Linked DNA regions of Mus musculus: region 2 is linked to region 1. The links are chromatin contacts, found by Hi-C in ENCODE. All regions are on one chromosome and are shown on one strand. Each heading gives the region's core, a stretch centred on a gene start or an enhancer-like site at or near the end of the contact. The rest is flanking DNA. Distances are from core to core; before and after follow the strand shown. Region 1 holds the start of Grin3b (glutamate receptor, ionotropic, NMDA3B). Region 2 holds the start of Btbd2 (BTB (POZ) domain containing 2).

What was found. Hi-C counts contacts between places; a loop is a spot of excess contacts on that map.
Region 2: a map of T-helper 2 cell shows a loop between it and region 1 (5-fold over the local background). The contact joins the promoter of Btbd2 here to the promoter of Grin3b in region 1. A Hi-C loop is called at or near these places in 1 of 37 maps with a recorded cell type or tissue (T-helper 2 cell).

What each region holds. Positions count from the first base shown.
Region 1 is chr10:79,969,439-79,976,644 of GRCm38, forward strand. Grin3b (glutamate receptor, ionotropic, NMDA3B) reads left to right here and starts at 1,286. Exons shown (of 9, transcript NM_130455.2): 1 at 1,286-1,887; 2 at 3,406-3,998; 3 at 4,243-5,275; 4 at 6,196-6,341; 5 at 6,423-6,538; 6 at 6,616-6,767; 7 at 6,956-7,120; 8 at 7,197-7,206. The coding sequence starts at 1,462.
Region 2 is chr10:80,650,273-80,657,982 of GRCm38, forward strand. Btbd2 (BTB (POZ) domain containing 2) reads right to left here and starts at 6,222. Exons shown (of 9, transcript NM_145361.3): 1 at 5,858-6,222. The coding sequence starts at 6,213.

The DNA of each region.
Region 1 (7,206 bases), core at 36-2,535:
TGTGAGGACAGACCTCAGAATTCCCAGCAGGAGCCTCCTGGCTGGGGCAGCCTCTGTTCCCTGATCCTACAGGCCACGTTTGGGATAACAAGTGAACCGGGTTCTGAGTCAGTTGAGTTGGGGGACCTGGACAACTGGGAGCTGTAGAAGGTTCCAGAACAATTATAGAGTGCCTATTGTAATGCAAGTCCTGAGACCCAGGAGGGCAGCGTCTGCCCTTGTGCTCCCTGAACTGACAGGGGCAGTGGTCACTAAATGAGTCCATAGGAAGTCGAGCACATGAGAGGGATGTGATGCACGGTCTGGGTGGCCGTGGTTTTCAGCAGGACATTTGATCCTGGGTTTTGAAGGGTGAAGAAGAGTTCTGGAAAGCAGAAAGATTTCTCCATGGTTGGTTCAGACTGCTTTTGTAAAGAACTCGATTTGGTTCCTAGCACCAACACTGAGTGGCTCATATCCAGCACTAGGGAATTCTGTGATCTCGAGAGCAGTGGTTTCACAGGCATGGAGGCGCGCACCCACGTGCACGCACAACCCCAGCCCTCCAGATGCAGAGACCGATGGCTCTCTCTAAAGAGTTAAGGGTCAGCCTGGTCTAAATAAGGAGTTCAGACTAGTCAGGGCTATATAATAAAACCCTGTCTCAGAAGAATGCTGTTGTGGGTGGGTAGGGGATTGGGGGGGTGGGTATGGGGGACCTTTGGGATAGCATTGAAAATGTAAACGAGGAAAATACCTAATTAAAAATAAATAAACAAACAAAAAGAAGAATGCTGCTGCTACTTTTGTTGGTGTTGGCAGTGGTAAATATTTTAAAAGAGAAGCCGGACAGTGGTGGCACACTTCTTTGATCCCAGCACTTGTGAGGCAGAGGCAGGTGGATTTCTGAGTTCGAGGCCAGTCTGGTCTATAGAGTGAGTTCCAGGACAGCCAGGGCTGCACAGAGAAACCCTGTCTCGAGAAAAAAAAGAGAGAACGAAAACCAAACACGATTCAGTGGGTAAAGATGTTTGCTGCCAAGTCTGATGGCCGGATCTGATCAGCAAGACCCACAGGAGAGAAGAAATCTCCAAAAACTGTCCGAGTGTGGGGAGTGTACTTTTCCCCCAACAAACACAAGATATAAATACATGTGCTTTTTCTTCCTTCTTTTTAAGTTTGTGATTCAATAATGTTGACCGGGCTGGAGAACAGGAGATCTATCCTACAGATTTCTACCAGATGTGCCTGCCTCACTTACCCCCAGGCTGCACACAGTGTTGTACTGGCCACAGACTGCTCTGGGAGCTTCAGTCTGAGCAGTGGAAGGCATCACCCAACTCTGCCCTGCGTGGCACAGCAAACCTAGGCAGCGGCCCAGCTCCTCCTCCTGTGGACACCCGGACCGGCAGGAGGAACGAGAGCGGGGCTGGCTGGGATGTCTCCTTACCCTCGCACAGCACAGTGGTAACTTCCATCGGGATGGAGTGTGTGCAGACGCTGTGGCTCAGCCTGGCCCTGGCGCTGGCGCGAGGGTCCTGGGTGGTGCGCGGTCACCCTCAGCCCTGCGGGGTTCCCACGCGCGCCGGGGCCTCCGTGCGCCTGGCTGCGCTCCTACCCCGGGCGCCCGCCGCCCGCGCCCGCGTCCTAGCCGCCCTGGCCACCCCTTCCCCGCGGCTGCCGCACAACCTGAGTCTGGAGCTAGTGGCCGTCGCGTCCCCAACCCGGGACCCCGCGTCGCTGGCCCGAGGTCTGTGCCAGGTTCTGGCACCGCCCGGCGTGGTGGCCTCTATAACCTTTCCCGAGGCGCGGCCTGAGCTACGGCTATTGCAGTTCCTGGCAGCTGCCACAGAGACCCCGGTGCTGAGCGTCCTACGGAGGGAGGTGCGCGCGCCCCTCGGAGCTCCGGTACGCTGAGAGCGCGGGAAACCCTGGGGGCGGGGGACGGGAAGCTAAGGAACCCCACACTTCTCCAATCAGGAGATGGAGAGGACCCCTGTCCCAGCCCTTCCCTCCCAAGATGCCTTAACATGCTTTGGCTAGAACAGTATTCCGCTCTCCTCTTCCTGGGCTTGGACAGTGTGGGAAATCCTCCCAGAAACCCCACCTTTCCCTCCTTAAAGGCCAGACAACTCCTTACCCAGAGCTCTGTGATGGCCTTGAGTTTCAGGTGGCCTTGAGTTTCAGGGCAGCACAAGTCATCCCTGTACTTGATATGTCTCTGTCTCTGTCTCTGTCTCTGTCTGTCTGTCTCATCTCTCTGTCTCATCTGTCTCTGTCTCTCTCTGTCTCTCTCTGATGTTTTAAGACAGTCTCTCACTGTGTAGACCAGACTTGCCTAAACTCAGGGATCCACCTGCCTCTGTCTTCCTAGCACTGGGATTAAAGGTGTGTGACATTACACCCAACTGGGTTGTTACCAAGGCAGGCCAGCAAAAGGTTCCACCCAGAGACAGCGCCCTGGAGCATGACTCCTAGATGCCTGGGACACAGGAGACCTCAGGTCTTCCTCCATAACCTGTCATGAGGTTGCATCCAGGGAGACCCTAGCCCCAGAGGAGCATTAATGACCTATATCTTGGTATCCCTAAGGCTTCCTGGGTCTGGTGGGAGACTCCAGACCCAAGCTGACAATGACCCCTGCTTCCTGACCTGTGAACGGCACCTGTGTGTGCTGCCAGCTTTTGAGCCAGTCTTGTCTCCTCCGGGATTGGCCTGGCCTCACTACACAGAGCTGTGGCATCCTCGGTACCTGTGCTGCCAGGCAGCACCCTGTGGTTTTTAGTTGTCTTGGACTGTCTTGTATTCCAAATATGCAATACAACCCCAGCCCCAGAACTTGTCTATCAAGGGGACTCCTGGGGAGGTAGGCGGGACTAGGTCAGAACTGAAGAGGAGTAAGCTCCGGAGATGTGCAAGGCTCTCCCTGAAAAATGGTAGCAAGGACTCCATAGAGAAGAGCCAACAGAGCTGGATTTTGAAGGATGCATAGGAGGTGGTTGGCATAGAGAAGACTGCTATATTCAAATAAAGTAAAATAAGGGAGGGCTGGGCTCACCGTTCTTTTGGTAAAGTGCATGTCTAGCATGTGGAAGGCCTGCATCCCAATCCCAGCATGGCATAAACTGGAAGTAGTTGAACACACTTGTCATCCTGACATTCTGAAGGTAGAGGCAAAAGGACCAGCAGGTCAAGGTTACATAGTTACTTAGTTACATAGCAAGTTCAAGACCAACCTGAGCAACATAATACTTAAAAAAAAAAAAAAAAAAGAGGGTACTGGGGAGCCACTGAACAACAGTGAGCTAAAGGTGAGGCAAGATAATGCCCAGTTCTCAAGAACAACGTAGATTCCTTATCAGGGTCGGGTGGGTGGAGCTGTAGATACAGAGGTGGACAGCCCTGACCAGGACCACCTCTTCCCAGACCCCGTTCCACCTGCAGCTGGACTGGGCTAGTCCCCTGGAGACCATCCTGGATGTGCTGGTGTCCCTGGTACGGGCACACGCCTGGGAGGACATTGCTCTAGTGCTCTGTCGTGTCCGGGACCCCAGTGGCCTGGTGACACTCTGGACCAGCCGTGCTAGCCAGGCTCCAAAGTTTGTGCTGGACCTGAGCCAGTTGGACAGCGGGAATGACAGCCTTCGGGCTACACTGGCCCTGCTGGGGACGCTGGAAGGAGGGGGAACCCCCGTGTCTGCAGCCGTCCTCCTGGGCTGCAGCACTGCCCATGCACATGAGGTCCTAGAGGCAGCACCACCGGGTCCCCAGTGGCTGCTGGGCACACCACTGCCCGCCGAGGCACTGCCCAAAACCGGTCTGCCCCCTGGGGTGTTGGTGCTGGGGGAAACCGGGCAGCCTTCCCTGGAAGCTGCCGTCCACGACATGGTGGAGCTTGTGGCTCGGGCACTCAGCAGCATGGCCCTCATGCACCCAGAGCGGGCCCTGCTTCCAGCGGCAGTAAATTGTGAGGACCTGAAAACGGGCGGCTCTGAGTCAACAGCACGCACCTTGGCTAGGTGAGTAGGGACAAGCCTAGGGGAAGGCGTCCAGACCCAGAGCCTGACACCATCCCGTGTGTCAGGCCATGACAGTGATGGAGTGATCGGGAGTGGGTGTCCCAGTAGGAACAGAACTTAGAAGGTCGGATGGCTGTCCCTCCATCCTCAAGACTAGATCTCCCATGGGTTCCAGGCAGGTACTTATCAATGGAGGGGCAGTTCTCTCACAATTGAGACAATTCTTATATTCTATATTCCACAGGTTTCTGAGCAACACCTCATTTCAGGGCCGCACAGGGGCTGTGTGGGTGGCAGGCTCCTCTCAGGTGCATGTGTCTCGGCATTTCAAGGTATGGAGCTTACGCAGGGACCCGCTGGGTGCCCCAGCCTGGGCAACAGTAGGCAGCTGGCAGGATGGACAGCTGGACTTCCAGCCAGGGGCGGCTGCTCTCCGAGTTCCATCTCCATCTGGCACCCAGGCCCGGCCAAAGCTGCGAGTGGTAACTCTGGTGGAACACCCATTTGTGTTCACCAGGGAATCTGATGAAGATGGGCAGTGCCCGGCTGGGCAGCTGTGTCTAGACCCAGGCACCAATGACTCGGCCAGGCTGGATGCGCTCTTCACTGCATTGGAGAATGGCTCCGTGCCTCGCACCCTGAGAAGATGCTGTTATGGCTACTGCATTGACCTGCTGGAGCGGCTGGCCGAGGACCTGGCCTTTGACTTTGAGCTCTATATTGTGGGGGATGGCAAGTACGGGGCCCTGCGTGATGGACGCTGGACAGGCCTGGTGGGTGACCTGCTGGCCGGTCGGGCACACATGGCCGTGACCAGCTTCAGTATCAACTCGGCTCGCTCCCAGGTGGTGGATTTCACCAGCCCTTTCTTCTCCACCAGCCTGGGCATCATGGTGCGCACGCGAGATACAGCCTCACCCATTGGGGCTTTCATGTGGCCCCTGCACTGGTCCATGTGGGTGGGTGTGTTTGCTGCCCTGCACCTCACAGCGCTCTTCCTTACTCTGTACGAATGGCGGAGTCCCTACGGGCTCACGCCACGCGGCCGCAACCGTGGTACCGTCTTCTCCTACTCCTCCGCTCTCAACCTCTGCTACGCCATTCTCTTCGGACGCACTGTCTCCAGTAAGACACCCAAGTGTCCTACCGGACGCTTCCTCATGAATCTCTGGGCAATCTTCTGCCTGCTGGTGCTATCCAGTTACACAGCCAACCTGGCAGCTGTCATGGTCGGGGACAAGACATTTGAGGAGCTGTCTGGAATCCATGATCCCAAGGTGAGGTCTGGGAAACCTAAGGGCTTAGAGCTATGGTCAGGACGGGATGGGCACTCGGCTCAGTGGGGACAGTACCATCTCCCACCCATTCCCTTCTCATCAAGAGACTCATTAACTTAAGCGCTGACGTGAAACCATAGCCCTGCCCCTGCCCCATCCCAAGAACTTCTCTATTTTTGCCACACCTCCAGCTCCAATCATGACCACACCCCCATTCTTTTCTTTTCTTTTTTTGGTTTTTCAAGACAGGATTTCTCTGTATAACCCTGGCTGTCCTAGAACTCACTTTGTAGACCAAGCTGGCCTCGAACTCAGAAATCCGCCTGCCTCTGCCTCCGGAGTGCTAGGATTAAAGGCATGTGCCACCATGCTACCGCGCCCGGCCACACCCCCATTCTTAAGCATCAGATGTCTTAGCTCAGTTTGTAGACCAGGTTGGCCTCAGACTCACAAAGACCCGACTGCCTCTGCCTCCTGAGTGCTGGAATTCACCACGACTGGCCTAAGCAATCGGTCTTCAGCCTGGAAACCACCAGCTCCCACTGCAGGGGTGGCAGGCTGAAGCACATCCGGATTTATTTCCCCCTTTTATGTTTTCTGGAGTTCATGGTATTTACACAGCAACTTCCCTCCTAGGGATCTAGCTGCTCATGTTCTGTTGACCGTCCCCTCCCCACCTTGTGTCCTTTGTGTCCCTTGCAACTGGGTGCTGCCTAATGCTCTAGATACCATAAGTGGTTGATGGCTGGGGGCAGGAGGGGGCCAGGGGGATGAGAGCAGAAGAAACTGGTATCTCTGGGGTTCTCAAGTAGAATATTTGCGGGTTACTGAATCTGAGCTCAGTGCAAGGTCCCTGCAGGTGGTCACACGTAGGCCCTGGTGGGGATGTGTGCTGCAGGCTGAGCATGCCTCCCCTGCAGCTGCACCACCCTTCCCAAGGCTTCCGCTTTGGCACCGTGTGGGAGAGCAGCGCGGAGGCCTACATCAAGGCGAGCTTCCCCGAGATGCACGCACACATGCGTCGCCACAGCGCACCTACCACTCCACACGGAGTGGCCATGCTCACGTGAGTCTGTGGGTACCGTGCAGCTTCGGAGGGCCACCTGCTTCTCAGACCCTATTGACCTTGCCTTGTCCTGCCCCACAGGAGCGACCCGCCCAAGCTCAACGCCTTCATCATGGATAAATCACTACTGGATTATGAGGTGTCCATAGATGCGGACTGCAAGCTGCTCACCGTGGGCAAACCCTTTGCGATCGAGGGTGAGTGCGTGGTGGGGCTCTGGGGATCGCAGCTGTAGGTGCCCGCAGCTTTAGTGGAGCCCTCTCAATCTCCGCAGGCTACGGCATAGGGCTGCCCCAAAATTCGCCGCTCACCTCCAACCTGTCAGAGTTCATCAGTAGGTACAAGTCCTCAGGCTTCATTGATCTGCTCCATGACAAGTGGTACAAGATGGTGCCTTGCGGGAAGCGGGTGTTCGCCGTGACGGAGGTGGGCAGGCGCCAGAGACACAGGGTGGGGAGCCCAGGCTATGCTTGCATGCATTCCTGCTCGCTCTAAACAACCCCAGCTCCAGCGTCCCTTCCTTTAAGAGATCTCCCTAGCTGCCCTGCCCGGGGCGGAATGGGATGGGGTGTCCTCATCCCGACGCTGTGTGGGAATTTTCTTGCCATTCACAGACGCTGCAGATGGGGGTCTACCACTTGTCAGGGTTGTTTGTCCTGCTGTGCCTCGGGCTGGGCAGTGCACTTCTCACCTCGCTGGGTGAGCACGTCTTCTACCGCCTGGTGCTGCCGCGCATCCGCAGGGGCAATAAGCTGCAGTATTGGCTTCACACGAGCCAGGTGAGGAGGCAAGACAAGGTAGGGCGGGGTGGAGGGCACCTCAGGAGCCTACCCAAACACCTGTCTGTGCCCCTAGAAGATCCACC
Region 2 (7,710 bases), core at 4,972-7,471, 690 kb after region 1:
GAGGCAGATACTGGATTGTGCGGCCACAAGCTATTGGGCATCAGGAAGCAGAGTTGGGACAGCCAAAAAGGACCCACCTGGGAGCCTTGGGAAGTGTCCCAACGGTGGAAAGACACATCTTAGTCACGACCCTCCAGCCTCCCAGCTCCTGTCCCCATCCCAGTCCCTGTGTGAGGGCTGGGCAACCTGATTGTTCGGCACGGCATCTCCCAGGCCCACGCAGTGATAAGCCAGGAATAACCTGCCTCTCTGCCTGTGCCTCTTTCTGGTTAGGGAGCACCTAGTCCCTGCAGGGAAGCCTCCACACTCCCACGCAGAGCCTAAAGCAGACGCCTAGCCACGCAGCGGCTCTCAACAGCACTGGCCACCTGGCCTTCTGTGATTCTCAGCAATGAGGTGAGGTGGCCCGTTCCAGGGGCTGCCCAGGACACCACCTCCACCCTCCTGTAGATACCCAGGAACACACATGCATGACAAACAGTTCCTCGAATGTGGTCAGACACAGTGTGTTCCACCTACACACTGGAGCACCACACAGCCATGAACAGAAACAAGGCTACTCACATGGCCCAGAAGGGGAACCAGAGACTGGGGAGGACTCCATAGTTAGCCTTGGGCAGATGGCAAGTGCTGGACAGTGGTATGGCCTGCACTGTGTCAGTGGATTTGGTCTCAGTGAGCTGTGCTCAAGTCAACTGAAATGATGAACAGGGACTGGACAGATGGTTCAGTGGTTATGACCACACACCACTCTGCAAAGAACGCAGCATAGCTCACAGCCAGCTCCAGGGACCCGATGCCTAGACAGGTGAACGCATGAACACATACCCACAACATGAGCACAGGCCTGAACACAAGCGCATATATACACACATACACAAAGACACATGTGCACACACACAATTAAATCTTTTGTTCTTGCTTTTTGAGACAGGGTTTCTCTGTGTAACTCTATACTTATTTTGTAGACCAGGCTAGCCTGAAACTCACAGATATCCTCCTGCCTCTGCCTTCTAAGAGTGTCGTGATCACAAGTCCCAAGGTCTTACTGAAGGGGCCAGCTTTGCTGTGAAAGGGTTGCTCCAGGCCTGCGTCCCCATCACGAGTTTTTGGGGACAAATGACCAGCCTCCCATCCCACAGGTGCACGGAGAGACACTGTCTGATGGCTGGAGAGGGGAGAAAGGCTCCAGGGGTGGAGAGGGTGTGCGTTCAAATCCCTATTACACGGGTAAAAAGCCATGTATGGGAAAGGAGTGGGGCCCACACCTTTAACCCCAGCACTCGAAGGCAGAGGCAGGCAGGGTTCTGAGTGTTGCACCCAGGCTAGTCTACACAGTGAAATCCTGTCTCAGAAGACAAAACTTATGCAGCTCAGGCTAAACTCAAACTTATGATTGTCCTGACACATCTTCCAAAATGTCAGAAGGACAGGTATTGAAAACAGAGACAATTTATTATTTATTTTAAAGAGATATACTGTGTAGCCCTGGTTAGTCTGGAACTTGCTATGTAGACCAGGCTGGCCTTGAACTCACAGAGAGGTATCTGCCTCTGCCTCCTGAGTGTGCAGGGATTAAAGGTGTGGCCCACCATGCCCAGCTATGAAGAGGAGTTTTGTTTTTGTTTTTGTTTTTGTTTTGGTTTTGGTTTTTCGAGACAGGGTTTCTCTGTGTAGCCCTGGCTGAAGAGGAGTTTAAGAGAATACAATGAACGATGTTTTTCCCAGTTGTCATGAACTCCTAAGAAACTATAGTAAATGAGCAAGGTGTGGAGGCATACATCTGTCAGCCCAGGCCCCAGGAGCCCAAGGCAGAGAACTGTGGTTAGCTGGAGGCCAGCTTGGGCTTTGTAGCAAGACCCAGTCTCAAAACCAAACAAAAGCATACCAAGGTAGTGGGTAGTGTGGTAGGTGGGGTGAGTGCTTAGCAGACACAGGCCCTGGGCTCCAGCCTCAGCTCAGTTAGACAGGACAGACAACTAGGGAAGCCATGTGTCCCAAAAAAGGACAGCCTGCAAAACTGTGGATCTGCCCACAAGGAGGCGTGCAGAGCGGTGGCTTCAGAGGGGGACCCTGAAGGGCACTCTGAGGAGCCACGCACTCCGCACCCCAAGGCCCACTGCTCCCAAGTGGACCCAGGTGGCTTCAGAAGCCATGTAGCAGGCAGTGTGGGAGCTGTAGCCATCTTGGAAAATGCTGGTGGGTGGGCGGCTCCTCAGAAGCTATCGGAAGGGCAGGGCACGGAGGGCAGGCCTGTCACTCCAGTACGCAGGAGGACCAGGCTGGGTCCTGCAAGAGTTTCCATACAGCCTGAGCTCCTGGAGAGTTCCAGGCCAGCATGTCTCAAAAACAACAGCAAAACCATTAGAACATGTACTGGGGATGCACACACACACAACACACACAGGTTTTTGCTACTATTTCACTTGAACAAAACTTCGTATTGAAGGTCCTCCTGCCTATGGCTACAGCCGAGTCCAACAGTAGCTAAGGAGACTATATAGCTGCTCAAAACATTTTCTTTAAGACTGGGGCTCGAACCCAGGAGTACTCCACCACTGAGCTACATCCAACCCTAGCTGAAAGCTCTTAATGTCTGGTCCTTTCAATGAATTTGCGGGCCAGGTCAGTACTGGGGTCCACCACGAGTGCTCTCTACTTTGTCTACTGAGACAGGGTCTTTCATTGAACCCCTAGGTTGTTCCAAGGACCCCTTATCTTCTTAGTTGTCTGTCCAGCTTTTCTGTCAGTGCAAACTTTATCTAGTTATCTGTCTTCTCAATTCCTGCTTTGTTTTGTAGACAGAGACTCATGTAGCCCAGGCTGGCCTCTAACTCACTATGTAGCCAAAGATAAATCTTTGCTCCTTTTGCCTCAGCCTCCCTCCCACAGGCTGGGTGACAGGCACACACCAATCAGCTTGTCTCACTGCTTCTGAGTGGCCTCAGGTGTCACAGAGCTTTTCTTCAGTGTCAGTCCAGGTACCCAGACAAAGTAGGGGCCTGGCACCCCTCTGCCCTGAAAAGCTCCTTGTCATCTGTGACCTTGATGGAGCATGGCCAGGAGTCCCGCAGAAGCCTTTACTCTGAATCATCCATCACTCTGACTACAGTAGCTCTGTCTGCTTCTGTGGTCACACAGTGGTCAGAAACCACAGGGATCCAGAGACTCCGGGTATGCCTTAGGAGAGAGCTCGGCTACCTGCGCACCCCCTTAGGTTCTTCCTCAGGACCCAAAACAAGGAAAGCATCAGCGTGAGGCATGCATAGGTCCTGCAGGCCAGCTTCCGGAACCCAGGTCTGTTCAGGCCACATGAGGCTGCTGGACATCCTCCCAGACCCCATTACACAGATGGTTGTGAGCCACCATGTGGTTGCTGGGAATTGAACTCAAGACCTCAGGAAGAGAAGTCAGTGCTTTAAACTGCTGAGCCAGCTCTCCAGCCCCCAGGAGGAGCTGTTCTTTAATCTTTAGTCTTTCTTTTAAGTTCTGGGCCTGTGAGTGCAAGTGCCCTCAGGGACCAGAGGTTTCAGAACCCTGAGAACCAGAGCTACAAGCTGCTTTAAGGCATGCAATGTGGCCGCTGAGAGCTGAATCCAAAGGTCCTCAGCAAGAGCAGCAAACCCTCTTCAGCACAGAGCCACTCTCCAGCTGCCTTAAAACAATCTTACTTTTCAGCGCTGGACATTGAACCAGATTGGCATGTGTCCGCACTCAGCCATTCACTGGGGGTTCCCAAGCCATGCCCTCAGCCTTCAGTTTCCTTGTATAGCTTTCTTTAATCTTTAATTTTTTTTTAAATATTTTTATTACTACGTATTTTCCTCAATTACATTTAGAATGCTATCCCAAAAGTCCCCCATACCCGCCCTCTTTCTTTAGTTTTTGAGACAGGGTGGCATTAAGTATCCCTGGCTGTTCTGGAACTTGCTATTGGCCATGCTAGTTTTGAACTCACAGAGATCCACTTGCCTCTGTTTCCCAAGTGCTGGGACTAAAGGCCTGTGCCACCACACCTGAGTCTTTATAGTTTCTCTGACAGAATCTCCCTAGGCTACCCAGACTGATGTAGAGTTTGCAGTCCTCCTGCCTCAGCCAAGAAGTAACTGAGTTCATGTCTGGGTCACCACACACGTTGCTCCTGGATTCTACACTGACAGTCAACCCTGAGCTACATGGTTGGTGGGTGGCAGCCAGGCCCAGGGAGTTATGGCCCTTCCCCACAGCTACCTTCTGACTCGTCTGTGTTGAACCCTGAGAGACTGTTACAAGCACAATACAGAGGCAACACATTCGAGCAGTCCCAGATGGGGTTATCTAAATGAGTCCAGTTCACAGGTAGGGAAACTAAGGCCCAGAGAGCTCAGAAGAAGGAAGGACCTGAAGGGTCTTTCTGGTGCCTTCCAACAAGTCAGGCAGCCGACCCCTTAGCAACCCTCCACAGCACCACTAAGAAACCTCAGCCACTTGGAAGCCAAGTCCTCCACTGCCCACCGTACCACCTGTGAAGCCCCCCCCCCCCAACTCTCCACAAGCTGTAAAGGGGCTACAACATCCCCATTCTTCTTGCTCCGGCCCCCACCTGAGTGAGAGACCTCTGAGTCAACACTTCCCCTCACCTCTGCCCCTCCAGCAAGAGACCACTTCTCTCTTTCCCAGAGGGCTACACACACACACCCACGTCCACATTCCCCATTCCTGCCATCAAGCTGGACAAGCTACCCCACATGGTCATAAAGGTCATGTGCCAAGAACCGCACTGGCAGGCGGTACACGCTACCACAGCTTGCACAGAACTCGCAAAAGGCCTCAATCCTTTCTGAGGCTGTGCCAGACCCTTGCCCACTCCCAAAGAGCTCAACTCATCGTGGCCATGGTGAGGTCTGGGGGTGATGGCTCAGACAGGCTGGAAGCCCAGTGCTGGAGGAACAAGAGGCAAGGGTCTCTGATGGGGCCAGTAGGTTAGATGGTGTGAGGTGTGAACATGGGGTAAGAAGGGGATCTAAGGGGTCATGGGTGGGGACGGAGGGGGCCCTAGAACTGGATAAGCTGGAGGAATGTTGGGGTGACTAATGGATTCAGAGAGCAGAGAGGATCCAGGATAGAACGGAGCAGAACCTAAGGATAAAATGAAATGGCCCTAGAACCAGGTTCAAGGCAGGCAGGACCCAACAGAACCTCCAGGTTCCCATGTTTAGGAAGTACACTGTGGGGGAAGGGGGTTGTGGGAACCAGGTTCAGGTGAAGGGGTCAGGAATCCTAAGGTAAGAGCCTGAGGCTCCAGATTCAGGGTCCAGGGGTGGTGAAAGGTCTGGGTGGGGTGTAGAGTCTGAGGTACATGATCCTGGGTGGAATGCAGATTCTTGGGGTGCAGGGTTCTAGGATGCAAGGTCTGGGGTGCAATATCTAGGAATAAAGAATCTGGGTGCAGTCCAGGCTCTTGGGATTAGGGTTGGGATGAAGGGTTCAAGCAGACTGCAAGGTCTGACTGCAGGATTTGGGATGCAGGATCCTGGGATGCAGGGCCTGGATAGGGGTGCAGGTCTGAGGTGCAGTCTTGGGTGGAGTTCAAGGTCTTGAGTGCAGGGTTCTAAGGTGCTGGTTCATGGGGTGCGGGGTCCAGGTGAAGTGCAGGATCCGGGTGGGGGAACAGAATGGGGGGGTGCAGGCTCTGAGTGGACTACGGGGTTTAGAGTGTGCGGGGTCCAGGTGGAGTGCATGGTCTGTGATGAACGGTCCCGGGTAGGGCGCAGGGTTTCAGGGTGCTGGTTCCTGGGGTGCAGGGTCTGGGTGGGGTTCAGGGTCTGGGGATGCAGGGTCTGGGGTTGCAGGGTCCGGGCGCGTCCCGGCGGCCCACCTGTGCGCGGGGACGCGCTGCGAGCTGAGCCCCTTGCCCACCAGGAAGTGCACGTCGCACAGCACCTCGTTGTTGAAGAGGAAGGCGAAGCGCTCCTGCACCGTGGGCTTGGTGGCCTGCCAGTTGTACACGGGCTCGCGCAGCAGCGCGCCTGGGCCCGCGTCGTCGCGCTCGTCGCCCACGGCCTGCGCGTCAGTCCCGGGCCCAGGCGGCGGGGACGGGGGCGGCGGAGGCACCGGGGCGCAGGCAGCGGCGTTGCTGGGGGCGGCGGCCGCGTTAGCACTGGGACCCAGGCTGCCCGCGCCGGCCCCGACCCCCGGCGGGCAAGACGCGCGCCCGCTGCCGCCCGCCGCCATCTTGTCGCTGCGGCGCGGGGGCGGAGCCACGGAGGGCGTGGTCATGGGGCGGGGCGTTTGAGAGGAGGAAGGGAGGGGCGGGGCTAAAGAGAGCCGAGACCTGAGAGGGGCGAGGGGAGGAGACAAAAAGGGAGGAGCCAACGGGAGGACGGGAAGGGGGAAGAAAGGGCAAGGCTAGGGAGGAGGATGGATTGGAAAGGGAAACGGGGAGGGAGAGAGGGAGGGAGGGAGGAGAGGAAGATGGAGAAGCGATTGTGAGCGTAGAGAGGAGGGGAGGGAGGATGGGCGTGGCAGGGCTAGGCCCAGGATTGGTGAGACAAGGAAGAGGAGGGCCCCGAAATGCCAGAGGAGGAAGGAGAAGGGGAAACAGAGGAAAAAGGGACCGAGAGAAATGAGAGGGAGAAATGGATACTGGGACAGAGAGGAGGGCAACAGGAGGGGTTGAATGGGAGGAAAGAGAAGGATGTGGTAACGGGGGAGGAGCAGAGACAGGAGGTAGGGGAGGTAGTCCGGGCCATGGAGGCGCAGGCCATCCCTGGATTCGAGCAAGGGCAGGAGGAGAAGGATGAGGAGAGGCAGGGAAGGCATGGAGAGGTAAAGGACAGACAGAGGAAAGAAGCAGGAAAGACAGCATGGGGAGGGGAGGGGAGGGGAGGGGAGGAGGAGGAGGAGATCACACAGTGGAGGAAAGAGGCCCAGACTTGAGGTGAAGGGGCGTGGTGCATCTGAGCACCCCGGGGCTAGAGGGCGGGGCCACAGGGTCTAGATGGAAGCCGACAGAGGAATAGGGATGGAGGGAAAAAGGAAGAAGGACAGGCCTTTGAAGATGGTGAATGCGGGAAGGTTAGGAGAAACGGAGAGGAACAGAAGGAAGTGAGGATGTTGAGGTCTCAGGCCCTTGATCCCACCCACACAATGCTCCTGAGCCCCTGAACCTAGCCAATCCCGGCTCTGCCTTAGGCTGTAGGACATTAAGAACCCAAACTAGCTGGGCAGTGATGGCGCGCTCCTTTAATCCCAGCACTTTGGAGGCAGAGGCAGGCGAATTTCTGAGCTCTAGGCCAGTCTGGTCTACAGAGTGAGTTCCAGGACAGCCTACACAGAGAAACTCTGTCTCAAAAAAAAAAAAATAATAATAATAATAATAATAATAACCATAATAAAAAGAGCCCAAACTAGACTGTGAACCCAGAAAGGGAAAGAAGTGGAGTGAGGGGTAAGGTACAAAGAGGAGGAGAGGACAGGCCAGGCCTGAGGAAGGAGAGACTGGAGGAGGGGCAGGAATTACTATGTATCTGGGCATGGTGGGCAACACCTGCCATCCTAGCACTGGGAGCCTGAGGCAGGAGGATCACAAATTCAAAGGTGGACAAAGCTACTCAGGGAGGCAGAAGGGGAAGAGAGGAAGGAGGGCAAGCTTTGTTTCCACAGGTTAATTAACAGGGACTGACTGGCTTAGTCCTGAGTCTCACGAATCTCATCTGGAAACAGGCTCAG